Linked DNA regions of Homo sapiens: region 2 is linked to region 1. Evidence: chromatin loops called from intact Hi-C (ENCODE). Cell type or tissue: ascending aorta. All regions are shown on one strand. Each heading gives the region's core, and the rest is flanking DNA. Links, peaks and the distances in the headings are about the cores only. Region 1 holds the start of TEX26-AS2 (TEX26 antisense RNA 2). Region 2 has its middle 35 kb from the start of LINC00545.

Region 1 (8,700 bases), core at 243-8,242:
GCGTGTGCATGCACACACACACACACACACATACAAACAACTGCCAGCAGGGCTCATGTGGAGAAGGAGCTTGCCCTGTAGGTTTCCCACCAGCAGCAAGAGTTTGTTGTTGTTATTGCCGCTTTGGCTTTCTTTCTTTCTTTCTTTCTTTTTTGAGCCCTTGTTTGGGCCTGTCCTATTTCCTGCTCCTGTTTTGCATCAAGGCAGTCATATCCCAACCATCCCTGCTTTAGACAGGGGTAGTTTTCTATTTATCAGCTAAGCGTCTCCCTGCCCCAACGTCCTTTGCAGATGTGGGTCAATACTTGAGCATTAATCTGCTTTTATGCCTTTCTTAGAGTGCTTAAGACTGTTGCAGTGGCCACCCAGGAGCTTTACGTGGACTCTCTCTTGGTTTAGTGTGTGCAGTGTGGGACTTCCTGACTGTCCTCACAGCATCCATTCCAAAGCAGAGGTCCATACTCCATCAGGGCCTTGAGCCAAATATTAATAAATGAGTAGCCCCTTTGGTCCACAAATATTTATTGAGCACCTCCTACGTGCCAAGCAGGGCTTTAGGGGATGGGGATAATGCACTAGTGAAAGACAGTAATGGAGCTTCGATTCTAGAGGGAGGCACCAAGAGGCTCCTATTTGAAATGAAACTTCAAGAGGAGAAGGAGCCAGCCACATGGAGAGATGGGACAAGACCTTTCCAGGCTTAGAGAACAGCAAGGCAAGGGCCTCAAGATAGGAATGATTTTGGTGTTCTAGGAACTGGAAGAAGGTGGAGTGGTTGACACATACATAGTGAGTTGGCCGGGGACAGGGAAAAGTCACGCAAAAAGAGATCAAGGAAGCAAGAGTCGGATCATGGTGTGAGTGCCATTGTATTTCTGTTAGCATAGACTCTTGTATTCTATGTAACTTTATTTCACAACAGTCAATAAATTTCTATTGATTCAAGTTGTGGATCACCCATGAATGTTGTTTTTATACTATTCGTCTTCTTCTTCTTCAAATTTTGGTAGCAAAGTTTTGTGTAGGACTTGAGTTTTTCACGACTGCAGACGTGTCTGTGCATGCATCTTAAGTTTTTAATGTATCTCTACACCTTGGGCATCCCAAATGGTATCCCTGACCTCCCAAATGATTTTTTAAAAATTCACATACATTGAGGTTCACTCTTTGTGCTATAAAGTTCTATGGGTTATGACAAAAGCATAGTGCCATGTATCCACAATTACAGTATCACACAGGATAGTTTCACTGCCCCAAAAATTCTCTATGCACCACCTGTTCAATGCTCTCCTCCTCCCCTCAAACCCTGATTACTTCTTTGGAGATCATTTTGGTATTCTGGAGGTAGGGTAGCTAAGAAAAGCCAGCATCACCTACCTTGCCCTGGGGCAGACAACATACGGATGAGTATTGCCATCTGTCTGGACACAAAAAGTCCTCTTACCTACAGGGTTCTAGAACTTGTCAGTGACATCACTCTAGAGCAAGATGTTCTACTTGTAAATACAGTATTGAGATGTCATCTTCGACAGACTTTTGCTTTAGGGACGGTGGTAAAGTGAATTATTGGCCCCAATTCTTCATCTCTCTCTGTATCCACACCCCTGGCCATGTAACCTTGCAGTGCCTCCCACTAAAGATGGAATGTATTTCCCCTGACCTTGTATGTGAGCACAGCCATGTGGCTTTCTTTGGCTAATGGGTTGTTAGAAGAAATAAACCTGGGCTGCTCACTGGTCCCAGGAGAAAAATGAGTCACCCCAGCTGACCTGCCCCAATGACTCACAAACTGTGAATGAGAAATAAATGCTCTTTGCTGCATGCCAGAGGCCAATGTAGCAATAGCTGACTGGTACAGGCACAGCATTTATTTAGATGCAACATTCCTGGGACCCTCAAAATGAGAAAAAGCTTTGTAGAATCAGTTCTTTCTCAAAAATATTAAATTCTACCACCGTCAACAAATGTGTGTTTAAAAAGCAATTGCACCCGGGAAGCGGAGCTTGCAGTGAGCCGAGATTGCGCCACTGCAGTCCGCAGTCCGGCCTGGGCGACAGAGCGAGACTCCGTCTCAAAAAAAAAAAAAAAAAAAAAAAAAAAGCAATTGCATTTTAAAGTAAGAGTGTGGTTGAGGTTCTCTTGTATCTTAAAAATGGCAAGGGTGTTTTAAACATTGAACACTTTAAAGATTCTCATGAGGCCAGTAGCCACTGCTTATTTTAATGTGCTAGAAGCTGTGAGTGCTTTAACCTGGTTCATTCTCAGAGAAGATCGGCAAACCCAGATCAGTCATGGACCTGGCATGAGTTAATTACATGGCACTAGAATCTCTATTATTATATTTGTAAGATAGTAGTTTTTCAACAGTTACTAATCCTGCCATTTTTTTTTTCTTGTGATATCCCCCGATGGCTCTTTAATTCTCTTTTTTCTTTCCTGAAAAACTTACCCTTGGTAGGCGATTTCTGGGGTGTTGATTTTTTTCTTGCCGGGAACCCCTGTGGCCACAGCACCTTTGCCCAAATTCTTGTCCTGCATCCAGGAAGAGTGAGGTACACAAGTGAAGAGTGAAGAAGAGTTTTATTTAGTGTTAGAGCAACTCAGAGGAGTGGGTAGCTCCCTTCTGCTGGCAGGTCATCTCTGAGGCTCTCAGTGGACAGGGTACTCTTCTCTGCAGCTGGTCATCCAGTCCCATCATCTCTCTGCTCTCTTTGTCTTCTGGCCATCTTCTGCCCTGCTCTGGTTGAGCCCAGGGCTTTTATGGACCTCAGAAGGAAGGAAATGTATGCCAGTTGGTCCATGGGCGGCCATGGGTGGGCCTGGACTCTTCCAGGCCCATGAGTCCCTACTCCAGTTCACGGGACTGGCAGCCCAGCCCCTAGTCTTCAGGCTCTCCCTGGCCTGAGGGTGGGCCCTTACTGGGGACCCTCTTCCTTCTACCCAGGATTCTGTCAGCCTCCCGCTGGGACTTGGCCCCCAACCCCGCTGGGAGATTGGAGCGGGCCTTGGGAGGAGAGGCCAGGCACTGGGAGCAGACACCCCTAAGCCTGCAGGGACAGGGGTCCTTCCTGGGGCACTCGAGGGTGTAGGCTACAGAGATGCCCAGGTCCTGTGCCTGGGAGGGCAGTGCAGCTGCACCCAGGAGCTCCCGCCCCACCAACTCAGAAGAGGCAGGACTCCCACTTGTCCCCAGCTTCTGCCTGCTTCCTGGAGCAGGAGGCCCAGGTCTGCAGCCGCGAATGAGGCAGCTGCAACTGCACCTCGGAAGGCAGATCCTGCCTGTTCCCGTTTCTCCCAAGAGCACAGGAAGGCTCCGATCCACAGCTGCATTTTGGGCTGCTGTAGCCTCACCCAGTAGGGGGCGCTCCTTCCTGCTCCCTAGAGCAGGAGGCCTGGGTCTGCAGCTGTGGTTTGGGTGGCTGTAGCCACATGGGGAGGTCCTGTCCCAACTCAGAATGGGCAGGGTTCCCCCTGGCTCCAGGGAGTGTACAGCCCCAGCTGCGCTTCCCTGCTGCAGCTGGCATGATGGCAGCAGCCACTGCCATCACCCTTGCACACACCTTATTCAAAATAAAAGTGTATATAGTGGATTTCTATGCTTTCTAGAAATATCTGTTCTTTGTTTTGAACCTCTTGAAGAAACAGTTATGTAAATGTGTTTAAAATTGTTCCACTTTGTTTTAAAAAGCTTTTGTGAATAAGTAGAAAACAACATCCCTTTAGAATGAAGGCTGCAATAATTTGTAAGAAAGTAAGAAATAAAACGCAGGTTATAGGAAGTTGTTTTCACTACGTGTTAGAATTCTCCTTTCTGTACAGGAGGTATATGAGTCTGGAGCAGGGCTTATCAGCCTTGGCTACCCAATCAAATGTCCTGGAGAGATTTTTAAAATCCTGATCCCGAGGCTACTTTCCAGTCCAATTACATCAGAACTTCTGGGGACGGATCACAGGTGCTAAGGTGATCCCTGTGCACAGCAAAGAGTGAGAACCACTAAACTAGAGGGGGGATCTAATTGGTAAATTGCACCTGAGAAGGTTAAGTTGGTAGTTTAGTCAAGGTCTAAGCAGGAAGCAGAATCCACCCCATTTGTTTCAGATGATGGGGCTTAAGTAAAGGGACTACTTACTGAGGACATAAACGTGGGGTAAGGCTCCCAGAGACTTGAGAGAGAAGAAAGCTGTTACCACCTCTCCCTGTGAGAGCCTGGGCTGTCAGGGAGCTGCTGTCCCCTGGAAGGGACAGAGCCATTTTGGGGGACATGACACAGGGAACAAGAAGGGAAAAATTCCTCCAGCCTTGCTTCTCCTTCCCTCTCATATAATCTGATCTCCTGGCAATGGCTCTCACTGACAAGCCCAATGGATGCTTACCAGCAAGGTATTGATGGAGATGCAGTCCAAAGAGTTAACCTCCTGTGGCACCAGCCAGGCCAGAAAAGGCGATTAAAGGGAATTTGGAAGCCAAATAAAATATAACCAACACAATTGGCCAGCCTTGCTGAATGAAAACCACAAGCGGAGGGTATGGCCAAGTACTGAATAAATTTTTGAATGTAATTTTATAAAAAGTTTTATAAAATAAGGAAATTATTCATTTAAAGAATTATCTTAATAAAAAAGATATCATAGACATATCATGAAATTGGGACTATTCCAGAAAATTCAAGGCATATGACTATGACAATTTAAACTTTATCCTTCATTTAACATTTATTTTTAAATATTTTTAAAGTCTTTCATACCAGACACCCTGCTGTACTAGATACAGAAATGAAAGACACAGTAATCTATTCTATTCCTAAAGGTCTAAGAGTCTAGCAAAAAATACAAATTGGCAAATGTAATGAAATTTACAATTTTGCCAGCCCAGAGCAGCATGCCTCACTTTGGGGGGTACTCTCCCACCCCAATCCAGCCATGTGATTCTGATGTCAGCTGAAGGCTCTCTGTGCCCTGCCCGGGCCAGGTACCATCTGAATGTGGTACCTCTCCTCTCTGGCCATGGTTGGGGTTTGGCCCAGGATTTTCTTCCATGGGGACTGGGCAGAGCACTCTTTCCTCTGTTGCTATGAGGCTGTAAGAAGATGTTTCCAGAGTTGCCCGTGGTCTTCTTCCCGGTCCCACAACAGCAACCAGCCCCAGAGAATGGAGACCTGAGAGAGGATGTATGAGGAACGGAAGAATCCTGATGAGATTGGAGTGTCTACCCTTGAAACCATCTCCATCCATGCCCCATGAACAATTCATTTCTTGATTTGACTACAGCTGGATTGAGCTAGATTTCTGCCACTCGTAATCAACAGGGTTCTAACAAATACAGAAGGAAATCTCAGTAACATCCTAAAAGAGCCATGTGCAGAATGCTACGAGATTTCTAAGAGCTTGCCTAACCCGGCCTGAAGGGTCAGGAAAGGGTTTCTGGATCAAGGTAAAGGCCCAGGTTTTTATGGATGTACAGCCACTATGATTAGGCTATTTTCAAAAGCAAGAGTTTCAAACTGAAATGCCTACAGGGGTGCATAGGCAAGAAAGCAAGATATTTTTCTCTTTCTATACTCTCCTACTACTCTCACGCAACGCAGAGCACTACTGTGACCACATGAGTGGAGTTTTTTCCCTGACCGAATAGTTCTCCAGCACCAGGTAGGTGTCCTCCTAGCTCACAGTTCAATTCAACTGTGACACTACCTGGAGTTGGCGCAGATCTGGCAGGATGAGGACTCACAAAACCATCTTTGCAAAAATTATAACAGTGAGAAATCTGTAACAGTGAAAGGGATCTGACCTAACCAACTCCATCTTGTGTCTAACCTTCCAGCTGCCCTTGTTCATTGCTGGGCATAGTCTGAACTAACTTTGGGAGGAACTTAGTTTATAGTTTAACTTTGGAACAAAGATGGTAACAGCCCTTTCTCAAAACAAACCCCTTCTTGCCTGGGGACTTGACTGCCTTTGTAGGACTAACAAATTAGCCTCAAGAAATGCAACTTCCCCGTTACTCCTGCAGATAACATCACTATTGTAGAGCCTAAGATTTGGGATGTCTTTTCAGGTTTTTGGATTTCTGATGACCGATGGCTCTACCCAGACTCACTGTTTGGTCCTGTGACCCCCACCCAGGAACTGACTCATCGCAAGGGGACAGCGTCAATTCCCTATGATTTCATCTTTGACCCAACCAATCAGCATTCCCCACTCCCTGGCCCCCTACCCGCCAAACTATCCTTGAAAAAACCTAGTCTTCGAATTTTTGGATAGACTAATCTGTGTAAAAATAAATCTATGGTCTCCCGTTCATCTGGTTCTGTAAGAATTAAACTCTTTCTCTATTGCAGTTTCCTTGTCTTGATAAATTGGGTCTATCTAGGCAGCAGACAAAATGAACCTACTGGGTGATTCCAGTCAGTCCCACAAGACTGCCCCCCATTGCAGATGCCAACAGGAAGTAGTAAGTCCCGAAGTTACTCACAGCTTCTGCCTGACTTGGCTACAAATTGAAAGTTCCCATGACTGCCTTCTTGAGTTTGATCATTTGCTAGAACAGCTCACAGAACTCAGAGAAACACTTCACTCACATATGCCAGTTTATTATAAAGGGTATTACAAAAGATGAACACGACGAGCCAGATGAAGAACTACATAAGGCACAGTATGGGGGAAAGTACAAGTTGCTGCCAGGCCTTCTTCAGGCACATCACCCTCCAGGCATCTCCAATGTTCAGCAACCTGAAAGCTCTCCAAAGCATGTCCTTTTGAGTTTTATGGAAACTTCATTACATGTGCATAATTGATTACATCATTTGTCATTGGTGATTAATTCAAACTTCAGTTCTTCTCCCTGATTGGGGGGTGGAGTTGAAAGTCTCAACTCTCTAATCAAGATTGGTTCCCCTGGCAACCAGCCTGCATGTGGAGTCTATCCTGAAGCCTCCCTCCTTCCCCGGCAGTCATCTCAGACATCTCATTCACATACAAAAAGACGCATCACTTATCACTTTGAAACATTCTAGGAGTTGCCTGCCAGGAAACTGGACAAAGACCAAAATAGGTATTTCTTATTATAAGTCACAGTATCACAGGAGGCCTGGCAGGTAACCTAAATGAGGGAAGCGGGCCAGGAGTGAGACCATAGGGAGAGTGACTGGTGAAATGAAGAGTGCCCACTATGTTTAAAAGGGCTGCTGAGTTATCGTAGCAACAACAACAAAAAAACTACTTTACTCCATTTTTGTTTAAGGGGCCTTTACCCATTCCTGCTCATAGGCTAAGATAATTTTAGAGCACTAATAGGCAAAAACAACAATCGTGTAGTTTAAAAAACACTTTAGGATTAAAGGACACATATTTAAACAACTATGTTTTGTTAAAGATGTATAGGACCATTAAGGCCTGACCAAGGACAAAGGCATTCCCAACCTCCCCAGACCCTTGCTGGCACCCAATTGTCTGTGGTTACTGGTTAGCTCTTGATCTCAATTCCCTCCTCTTTCCCCTGCGCTTAACATGAAAAGTACCTACAATTTGTATTGGCTTAAGGTGGTGCTTTAGGACAATAGTTCAGCATCTTCTCGGTTTTCTGGCTCTCCAATAAACCTGCTTTTCCTCCCACCAATTTTTGTCCCTTGTGTTTGGCGAGCTGCTGGATGTGGGTTTGCTTACATTATCTCTGGCTAATTGTTGCCCTGTTAGTATGTGTTAGTCATAGAGGATTTCAGGAAAAGCAAAAAATATGTTTTTTAAATGTATTTACAATTTTTATTGTCACTCTTTCTGGTGTAAAGTGTTACAGATTTTGACAAATGCATAGAGCACTGTATCTATCACCCCAATCATTATATGGGAAAGTAAAATTCCATCTAAAATTCCTCTGGCTGTTCCCCTGTACACAGCCCCACCTCCCTAGCCACTGGCAATGACAGGTTTGGTTTTCATCCCTATCATTTTGCTTTTTCTAGAATGTCATATAAATGGAATAATATAATATATAACCTTCTGTATCTTCGATTTATCAAAATGAATTTTGTTGTTGTTCTTGTTCTTGTTGTTGAGTAATCTGTAGTAACGTGTTGCTTTTTATGGCTGAGTATGGATGTACCAGTTTATTTATCTGTTCACTGGTTGAAGAACATCTGGGTTGTCTCCAGGTTTTGGCATTTGCGTATAAAGCTGCTATAAGCATTCAGGTTAAGGTTTTCTTTTCTTTTTTCTTTTTTTCTTTTCTGTTTTTTTGAAACAGTCTTGCTCTGTCACCCAGGCTGGAGTGCAGTGGTGCAATCTTGGCTCACTGCAACCTTCACCTCCCAGGTTCAAGTGATTCTCCTCTGTCAACCTCCCAAGTAGCTGGGATTACAGGCACCCGCCATCATGCTCAGCTAATCTATTTGTATTTTTAAGAGAGACAAGGTTTTACCATGTTGGCGAGGCTGGTCTCAAACTCCTGACCTCAGGTGATCCACCTGCCTCGGTCTCCCGAAGTGCTGGGATTACAGGATTGAGCCACTGTGCCTGGCTCAGGTTTAGGTTTTCTTGTGAATACAACTTTTCATTTCTCTTCAGTAAATAAATACCTGGGAGTGGGATTGCTGTGTCATATGCATGTTTAACTTTATAAGAAACTGCCAAACCATTTTCAGAATGACTGTACCAGTTTGCATTTCACCAGCAACGTATGAGAGTTACGATGGCTCCACATCTGTT
Region 2 (8,700 bases), core at 131-8,130, 130 kb before region 1:
TGGTGTGTGTGTGTGTCTGGTGTGTGTGTCTGTGGTGTGTGTATGTGGTATGTGTGTATGTGGTGTGTGTGTCTGTGGTGTGTGTGTTTCTGGTGTGCATGTGGTGTGTATGGTGTGTGTGTCTGTGGTGTGTCTGTGGTGTGTGTGTATGTGGTGTGTGTTTGCATGTGGTGTGTGTGTGTCTGTGGTGCATGTGTATGTGGTGTGCGTCTATGTGGTGTGCATGTATGTGGTGTGTACGTGGTGTGTGTGTATGTGTTTTGTATGTGTTGTGTGTGTACGTGGTGTGCGTATGTGGTGTGTGTATGTAGTGTGTGTGTATGTGGTGTGTATGTATGTGTTGTGTGCATGTGGTGTGCGTGTATGTGGTGTGTGTGTGTGGTGTGTGTATATGTGGTGTGTGTGTCTGTGGTGTGCATGTGGTGTGTCTGTGGTGTGTGTGTCTGTGGTGTGTGTGTATGTGGTGTGTATGTGGTGTGTGTTTGTATGTGGTGTATGTGGTGTGTGTGTATGTGGTGTGTGTATGTTGTGTGTGTGTGGTGTGTGTGTATGTGGTGTGTGTGTATGTGGTGTGCGTGTATGTGGTGTGTATGTGGTGTGTGTTTGTATGTGGTGTGTATGTGGTGTGTGTCAGGGGTGTGTGTATGTCGTGTGTGTGTATGTGGTGCGTGGCTCTGTGGTGTGTGTGCATATGGTGTGTGTCTATGTGGTGTGCTTATATGTGGTGTGTATGTTGTGTGCGTGTGTGTTGTGTATGTGGAGTGTGTGTGTGTCTGTGGTGTAGTGTCTGTGGTGTGTGTATGTGGTGTGTGTGTCTGTGGTATGTATGTGGTGTGTGTAGGTGTGTATGTGGTGTGTGTGTCTGTGGTGTGTGTGTATGTGGTGTGTGTGTGTGTCTGTGGTGTGTTTTTGTGGTGTGTATGTGGTGTGTCTGTGGTGTGTGTGTCTGTGATGTGTGTGTCTGTGGTGTGTGTCTGTGGTGTGTGTGTGGGTGTGTGGGTGTGGGTGTGGTGTGGGTGTGTGGGTGTGGGTGTGGTGTGGGTGTGGGTGTGGTGTGTGGGTGTGGGTGTGGGTGTGTGGGTGTGGGTGTGGGTGTGGGTGTGGTGTGGGTGTGGTGTGTGTGGGTGTGGTGTGTGGGTGTGGTGTGGGTGTGGGTGTGGTGTGTGGGTGTGGGTGTGGTGTGTGGGTGTGGTGTGTGTGGGTGTGGTGTGTGTGTGGGTGTGTGTGGGTGTGGTGTGGGTGTGGGTGTGGTGTGTGTCTGTGGTGTGTACATGGTGTGTGTGTGTGCGTGTGGTGTGTGTATGTGGTGTGTGTGTGTCTGGTGTGTGTGTGGTTTGTGTATGTGATGTGTGTGTGTCTGTGGTGTGTGTGTATGTGGTGTGCGTGTATGTGGTGTGTATGTGCTGCGTGTGTTTGTGGTGTGTATGTGGTGTGTTTGTATGTTGTGTGTGTGTGTGGTGTGCGTGTCTGTGGTGTGTATGTGGTGTGTGTATGTGGTGTGCGTGTATGTGGTGTGTATGTGGTGTGTGTGTGTATGTGGGGTATGTGTATGTGATGTGTATGTTGTGTGTGTGTATGTGGTGTGTGTGTATGTGGTGCGTGTATGTGGTGTGTGTGTATGTGGTGTGCATGTATGTAGTGTGTATGTGGTGTGTGTATATGGTGTGTGTGTATGTGGTGTGTATCTGGTGTGTGTGTATCTGGTGTGTGTGTATGTGGTGTGTTCATGTGGTGTGTGTGTGCATGTGGTGTGTGTGCGCATGTGGTGTGTGTGTGCATGTGGTGTGTGTGCGCATGTGGTGTGTATGTGGTGTGTGTGTGTGTCTGTGGTGTGTGTGCATGTGGTGTGTATGTGGTGTGTGTATGTATGTGGTGTGTGTGTATGTGGTGTGTGTGTGTGTGCATGTGGTGTGTGTGTATGTGTGTTGAGGGTGAGAGGTCTAGGGTTCAGTTTTGTACAGTGCAGCGAGAGATCCCTGTGAAGCACCCCAGTGGGAATGTCAGGGGGGCAGCTGAGTGAGATGCCTGACTCTCAGGGGTATTAACATTAGATGAACAAATGCTTCACTGTTGCACTTACAGAGAAGGAGACTCTAATGGGACACCCTGGGCTGTCTTCCCACTCACCCACAGTCCTTTCTCCAAGTACAAATGGTACTGCTTATTTTAAAATATAGCATATTAACAGGAAATTGGAGCCACAATAAAGCCAACAGATCAGAAGATGATTGCCATTGAGAAGATAGTTGTGGCTGCACACAGTGGCTTACGCCTATAATTCCAGCACTTTGGGAGGCCGAGGCAGGAGGATTGCTGAGGCCAGGAGTTTGAGACCAGCCTGGGCAACATAGGGAGACACTGTCTGTACAAAAAATTTAAAATGAAAAAAAGTAGCCAGGCACGATGGTGTGCGCCTGTAGTTCCAGCTACTCAGGAGGCTTGAGGCGGGAGGATCACTGTTACCCAGGAGTTCAAGAATGCAGTGAGCTATGGTTGTGACACTGCACTCCAGCCTGGGCAACAGGGCAAGATCCTGCCTCTAAACAAATTAAAAAAGAAGAAGAAGAAGAAGAGATAGTTTGTTACTCACAGTTCCTAAGAGAAGAAGGCACACCCTGCATGGGGTGCCACGTGGGGAAGCACTGGGTTGGGGGCAGAGGAAGAGGGAGGCAGGGTGGACAGGGCTGGGATTGGCTAGTTTGAACCCTTTCAGTGGGCTCTGGGGCGTAGGGACTGTCCCTAGCCGTCTGATCCCTGGCCCTAGGGTCATTAGGGGAGGTGGATAGTGGCTCAGAGCAGGAAAGCCAAATAGAGGAAGTGGTTTGGGTATGAACTCTGGATTGGTTTGTTTACATTTTAAAAGCATCCTCCTGCGTGAGTTGTTTACTATCTTCAGGAGTTGGCGGAACTGAATTTGACCAGCATGACTCTAGAGGTCAAAGCATCAGAAAATAAAGGATATAATGTCCTGCCACACTGTGTAACAGAGGCCCACACTGTGCGCCTAAGCCCCCAACAATGTTGAGAGGTTTAATGACTTTTTTTGTTTGTTTTGGAGACAGGGTCTCACTCTGTTGCCCAGGGTGGAGTGCAGTGGTGTGATCATAGCTCACTGCAACCTCAAACTCCTGGGCTCCAACGATTCCTCTGCCTCAGCCTCCTGAGTAGCTGGGAATACAGGCATGCGCCACTACGCCCAGCAAATTTTATTTTTTGTAAAGACGGGGTCTCATTTTGTTGCCTCAGCTAGTCTCAACTCCTGGCCTCAAGTGACCCTCCTGCCTCAGCCTCCCAAAGTGCTGTGATTATAGGCATGAGCTACTATGCCCGGCCTTAATGACATTTTTAAAAGCATTTGTAAATGATGTTGAAAGTTATTCCAACACACTTACCACATAACACATTTGTTAGTCATCTGCTCTTAGTGATACATGTAACAATAGGATGTATCCATTCTTTCCCACCTCCTGACACCACTACCAAATACCTTTCTTGGCCTCAATGACTCTAAATGAACTTAGTTTAGACCAAACATGGGAGAAGGAAGAAAAAGCTGAAGGTTTATAGTTTATATTTAATTCTAATTTCCCCTTCTGAGAAACATTGTATTTTCATTAGAGGCATGGGTTGCCTGGGACATATGGTTATCAGGCCGGATTTTTAGTTGTCTACAAAGTAACACAGACATTACCAAAAAAAGTTCTCATGCAGTTGAATGACTAGGGAAAGGACCACCTGGATGGATGAAGATGTTGGTCTCAGCTGTGCACTCTTGCTGCCAGATTGCAGGGCTTACCTATCTCCTGATACTGAGCAGTTTCCAAACTAGTCACACAGATACCTAAGTAGGTCAGGTGCTCACAGCATGACTACTAAGTAGCTGCTCACTCTGCAGGAGGACGGGGAAGGGCTGGTCTGCTGCTTGCCGCAATGTTTGCTGCGCACTCAAAAAGTGCTGGGCCCTTGACCCTGGATTCCTCTGCTGAGGTGCATCCCACTGAGTGTGTAGCCCTCATCTGGGCCTGTTGCGCCATGGGACTCGGGGCAGGACGCCTGCTGCAAAGATGCTAGCACTCTCTGAAGTAAGTGAGTGTGCTGTGAATAATAACATCTTTCGTCTCTGATCCAGGAGTGTCATGTCTTCTGTCAGAATCCATGACACTTGTTAGCTCACAGCTGGGGTAAAACCTTAAACCTTCCACAGGTCTTGACATAAGAATCCAGCTATTGCATTAAAATATAACTAGTATATATTATAAAGCAGCTGCCAGTCCATGGAACAGGGAGAACTTGTGCTTAGGTGAGAGAGACACCTGGCCATGAACACTAACGGCCGTTTTAAAAGGAGACAAGCTTCTACTTCATTTGGATCTTAGGCAGTGGGGCATTCACATAAGATGATTGCTGGTTCGAAGGAAAGAACCAAAAAAAAAAAAAAAGAGAAACTTTTAGCTTTTGTTATGATTATGTTCCCAGCAAATTGATGATTTGTTTGAAGAATGAAAACTCCTAGAAGGGGTCACTGGAAAGGAAAAACTTAAAATGATGATGATCTGTAGGGTGATTTTCCTGAGAGAAAAGCATACTTTGCACTAATGGCTATCTTCCCAGTGAATTCATTTTGAAGCCAAAGTGGATAATTCCCAGCAGCCAGCCTCCACCCCAGGGGATCTATCCCCCATTCATCCAGACAGCAATGTTGATGGGTGGACAGTGGGGCAGCCCAGAGCCGAGTCCTTCCCTCACCCTTCCTGCCTGAAGTCGCCATCCCTCCATCAGCAGAGAGTGTAGTCAACTTGTTAACCACAGAGCAGGACACGTACGACTCCTTATTTCCTTATGTCTCTTTTAAGCACAGCTCCATTGCACCCATGTTCAATTTTAGCCTCAGCGTCTGCCCTTAGCCACAAGTTCCCGGCATCTCTGTGGGAATTCATGATTGTGAGAGGAAGACAAGCCCCGTGTGAAGGGATGATTCACCCTCTCCCTTGAGAGTTTCAGTCTCAAAGCTGCCAGCAAATGGGTCTTGATGGAGACAAGTAGGAGACTGAGTATTTGGGTAGATGTCGTCATTTTAAATCTCTGCTGGGAGGAAAAAAAAAACAACGAAAAAAATCAAAACAAAAGCCCTGTCAAACCGCATTATAGCCCTTCTCTACGTAATAACTAGGAGGTCAGAGTTGCAAAATGCATAGAGAAGAAGTATTCCTGTTCTACGAGGACTTTTAGGACAGGAAGAAAAAGCCATACAAAATGAGAAAGGCCTTGTTAAGGCTGGAAATGCTAACGTTTCACTGGTAGGTATCTGCTCTCGATGCAGTCTTCTCCATGGGTTCTGTGGTCCTTCTCCTCACCTTCCCACTGGCTGCATCCCCATCCTTCGTTTCCTCCTTGCTCTTTTGCTCAGGGTTGCCTTCTCTGCTTCTTAGTCACTTGTCCCATTTCTGTGGCTTCATTTCTGTCATTTTGTCCTTTCTCTTTTGATATATCAGACCATGATCTGGTTTGAGTTCTTTGTGCACACATGTATGTGTGTTAGATATTAAAAGAAAGAAAGAAAAAAATATATATATAATGCAGTGGGCAAAAAGCCCTAGGGCAGTTTGGAAACAGACAACAGCCTCAGCCTACTGCTTCGCATTCAGTATCTTGCCTCATCCTGCAAAAATCCTATGGAGCATTAATAGACCCAGTTTACAAATGAGGAACTGAGGCTCCCAGAGGTTGAGTAGCTTACCTGGGGTCACACAGGTGGTATACTGTGGAGCCATGGTCAGCTCTACTGCTCACTCTTCATTTCAGAGTGTGTCTAGCTAAGGGTGCTGGAAGGGAAGTGAGCCTCGAGCAGTGGGGTAGCTTGGATTTTGGAAGCAGCACACCTGGGTTCATAAATTGGCTTCTTCATGGACTAGCTCTGTGACTTAGCCTTTCTGGGATTAATAATAGTGATTCTCAGAGGGTCATTGTAAGGATTAAATGAGGCGATGGAGGAAAAGGTAGTGTGTCTGGCACATAGTAAATGCTTAATTAATGTAGCTAGGCCTGAAACCTAGGAGTCATCCTCAAATCTTCCCTTTTTCTCACATCCCACATCCAGTCCATCAGCAAGTCCTGTCAGCTCTACCTTCCATGTATCCAAACCTGGTCACTTCTCACCACCACCTCTTAACCTCAGTCCTCATCGCCTCTTACCAGGGAACTGAAACTTCCAACTGGCTCTGGGTTTCCACTCTTGTCCCCTTTGGCCAGGGCGATCCTGTTAAAATATAAGTCAGATTACACTCTTCCAATGTTTGGAACCCTCTGAAGATATCCAATATTATTGCACAAAGTTAATAGCTGAGGCCCAACAATGGGATGCTCAAGCCCGACAGCAGCACTTTACAAACTGTAATGTGCACATGAGCTACTGAAGATGTTGTGAAAGTGCAGCTCTGACTCAGTGGGTCTGGGGTAGAACCCAAGATTCTGCATTTCTATCAAGCACTCAGCTGCTGCTGCTGGTCCAAGACCCTAGTATTGAATAGCCAGATGCCACATTATCTGCACTCCACCTCCACCTTATCTCCTCTGTTATCCCCTTGCTAAACCTGCCCACCTTCATTGGCCTCCTTGTTGTGCCTCAACGCACCAAGTAGGTTCTACCTGAGGGCCTTTGAACGTCCTGTTTCTCTCTGTCTGGGAAATTCTATCTCCAGACACGTGATTAGCTCACTCCCTCACTTCCTTTAGGTATTGACTCCAATGTCACCCTCTCGGCAAAAGGTTGCCTGACATCTGTTCTTAAAATTGCATAACCCACCCCCAGCAACACTATTGGTTTCCATTCTCTTTGCTTTTGTTCATAGACTACAACTTTCTAACATCATACATATCATACTTATTTTGGTTTTTGTCAATCTTTCCCAGCTAGAAAGTAAGCCTTTTTTCAAAAGGTGAATTTATTTTTATATATTTGTCTTTAATTTTTTTAAGTGTTAGATTCAGGGGGTACCTGTACAGGTTTCTTACACGGGTGTATTGCATGATGCTGAGGTTTGGGCTTCTAATGATCCTGTCACCCAAGTAGTGAACATAGTACCCGATAGGTAGCTTTTCAACCCTTGACCCACTCTTTCCCACCTTTTGGGATCCCCCATGTTTATTGTTCCCATCTTTGTGTCCTGTGTACTCAATGTTTAGCTCCCACTTATAAGTGAAAACATGTGGTATTTGGTTTCCTGTTTCTGCACTAATTTGCTTAGGATAATGGTCTCCAGCTGCATCCATGCCATGTCGCTGCAAAGGACATGGTTTCATCCTTTTTTATGGCTGTGTAGTATTCCATGGTGTATATGTACCACATTTTCTTTATCCAGTCTACCAGTGATGGGCACCTGAGTTGATTCCATGTTTTTGCTATTGTGAACAGTAGTAGGATGAACATATGAGTGCAAATGTCTTTTTGGGAGAAGGATGTATTTTCTTTTGGGTATATACCCAGTCATGGGATTGCCAGGTTGAATGATAGTTCTATTTTTAATTCTTTGAGGAATGTCCAAACTGCTTTCCACAGGGGCTGAAATAAGTTACATTCCCACCAACAGTGTATGAGTTATTCCCTTAACAACCTCACCAACATCTGTTATTTTTTTACTTTTTAGCAATAGCCATTCTGACTGGTGCGAGGTGGTATCTCATTGTGGTTTTGTGTCTAATCATCTCTCTGATGATTAGTGATGTTGAGCATTTTTTCATGTGTTTGTTGGTTGCATGTATGTCTTCTTTTGAGAATTGTCTTTTCATGTACTTTGCCCACTTTATAACCAAGTTAGCTTATTGGTTTGTTTAAGTTTCTTATAGTTTCTGGGTACTAATCCTTTGCTGGATGCATAGTTTAGAAATATTTTCTCCCATTCTGCAGTTTGTCTGTTTGCTCTGTCAATAGTTTCTTTTGCTGTGCAGAGGCTCTCAGAAAGCAAGCTTGATGAGGTCACACAGCCTTGTCTCTTTGTTCAGTGCTGTAGATCCTCAGCTACAAGAAGAGTGCCTGGTATATAAAAGACATTCAATAAATACATGTCAATCAAATTATTATTATTATTATTTTATTCCTGCTGTCCAGATAGCACTGGACCAAGTCCCCTCAAAACAAAACAAAAATGAAAAATGAAAACCAAAAAAACAACAAAAAACCCTGTCTTGTTCCATTCAGGCTACTATAACAAAATATCTTGGGCTGGGTAACTTACAAATAGCAGAAATTGTTGTCCACAGTTCTGGAGGCCGAGAAGTCCAAGATCAAGGCACTGGAAGATTCATGTATAATGAGGAGGGTTCCTCGTGGTTGGTGCCTCTATGTGTCCTCACAGGGTGGGAGAAAAGGAGCAAATAGGCTCTCTCAAGCTATGAATAAGGGCATTCATCCCATGCATGAGGATGGAGCCCTCATGATCTAATCACCTCCCAAAGACCTCACGTCTTAATACTATCACATTGGGGATTAAGTTTCAACATGAATTTGGGGGGAAAAACATGCATTCAGATCATAGGATGCCCTCCCCCTTCCCCCCAAAAAAACAATTGGCAGGTCCTCTGCCATCCCACAGGCATTCAGTGATTTCTCTGTAAATTGAGTTTCTGTACTTTCATTTAAAAGCAAAAGCTTGCTTCTGTCTGATATAGTTCTACGGTGTGTGCTGGGTCAGTTGTTGAGAGTTG

Evidence for each region. Peaks named below come from ENCODE experiments on the same cell type or tissue, not always from the same donor. Only the 100,000 strongest peaks of a DNase experiment are listed, where the experiment ranks them.
Region 2: it touches region 1 in a loop (2.0-fold over the local background); 2 of 110 quality-filtered maps call a loop at or near these places.

Annotation. Positions count from the first base shown.
Region 1 is chr13:30,976,183-30,984,882 of GRCh38, forward strand. It overlaps TEX26-AS2 (TEX26 antisense RNA 2), which reads right to left and starts at 1,458. Exons shown (of 3, transcript XR_941820.3): 1 at 1,378-1,458. RefSeq lists an enhancer at 7,159-7,734. In ascending aorta, for the core only: CTCF peaks have their summits at 1,847 and 3,345 (motif pointing right); a DNase peak (open chromatin) is centred at 1,749; H3K27ac peaks cover 452 bases.
Region 2 is chr13:30,843,095-30,851,794 of GRCh38, forward strand. No RefSeq gene overlaps it. Among named protein-coding and RNA genes, the nearest start is that of LINC00545, 35 kb to the right of the region's middle. RefSeq lists enhancers at 4,799-4,858, 4,969-5,058. In ascending aorta, for the core only: no CTCF peak of the experiment used is centred there; a DNase peak (open chromatin) is centred at 4,957; H3K27ac peaks cover 2,466 bases.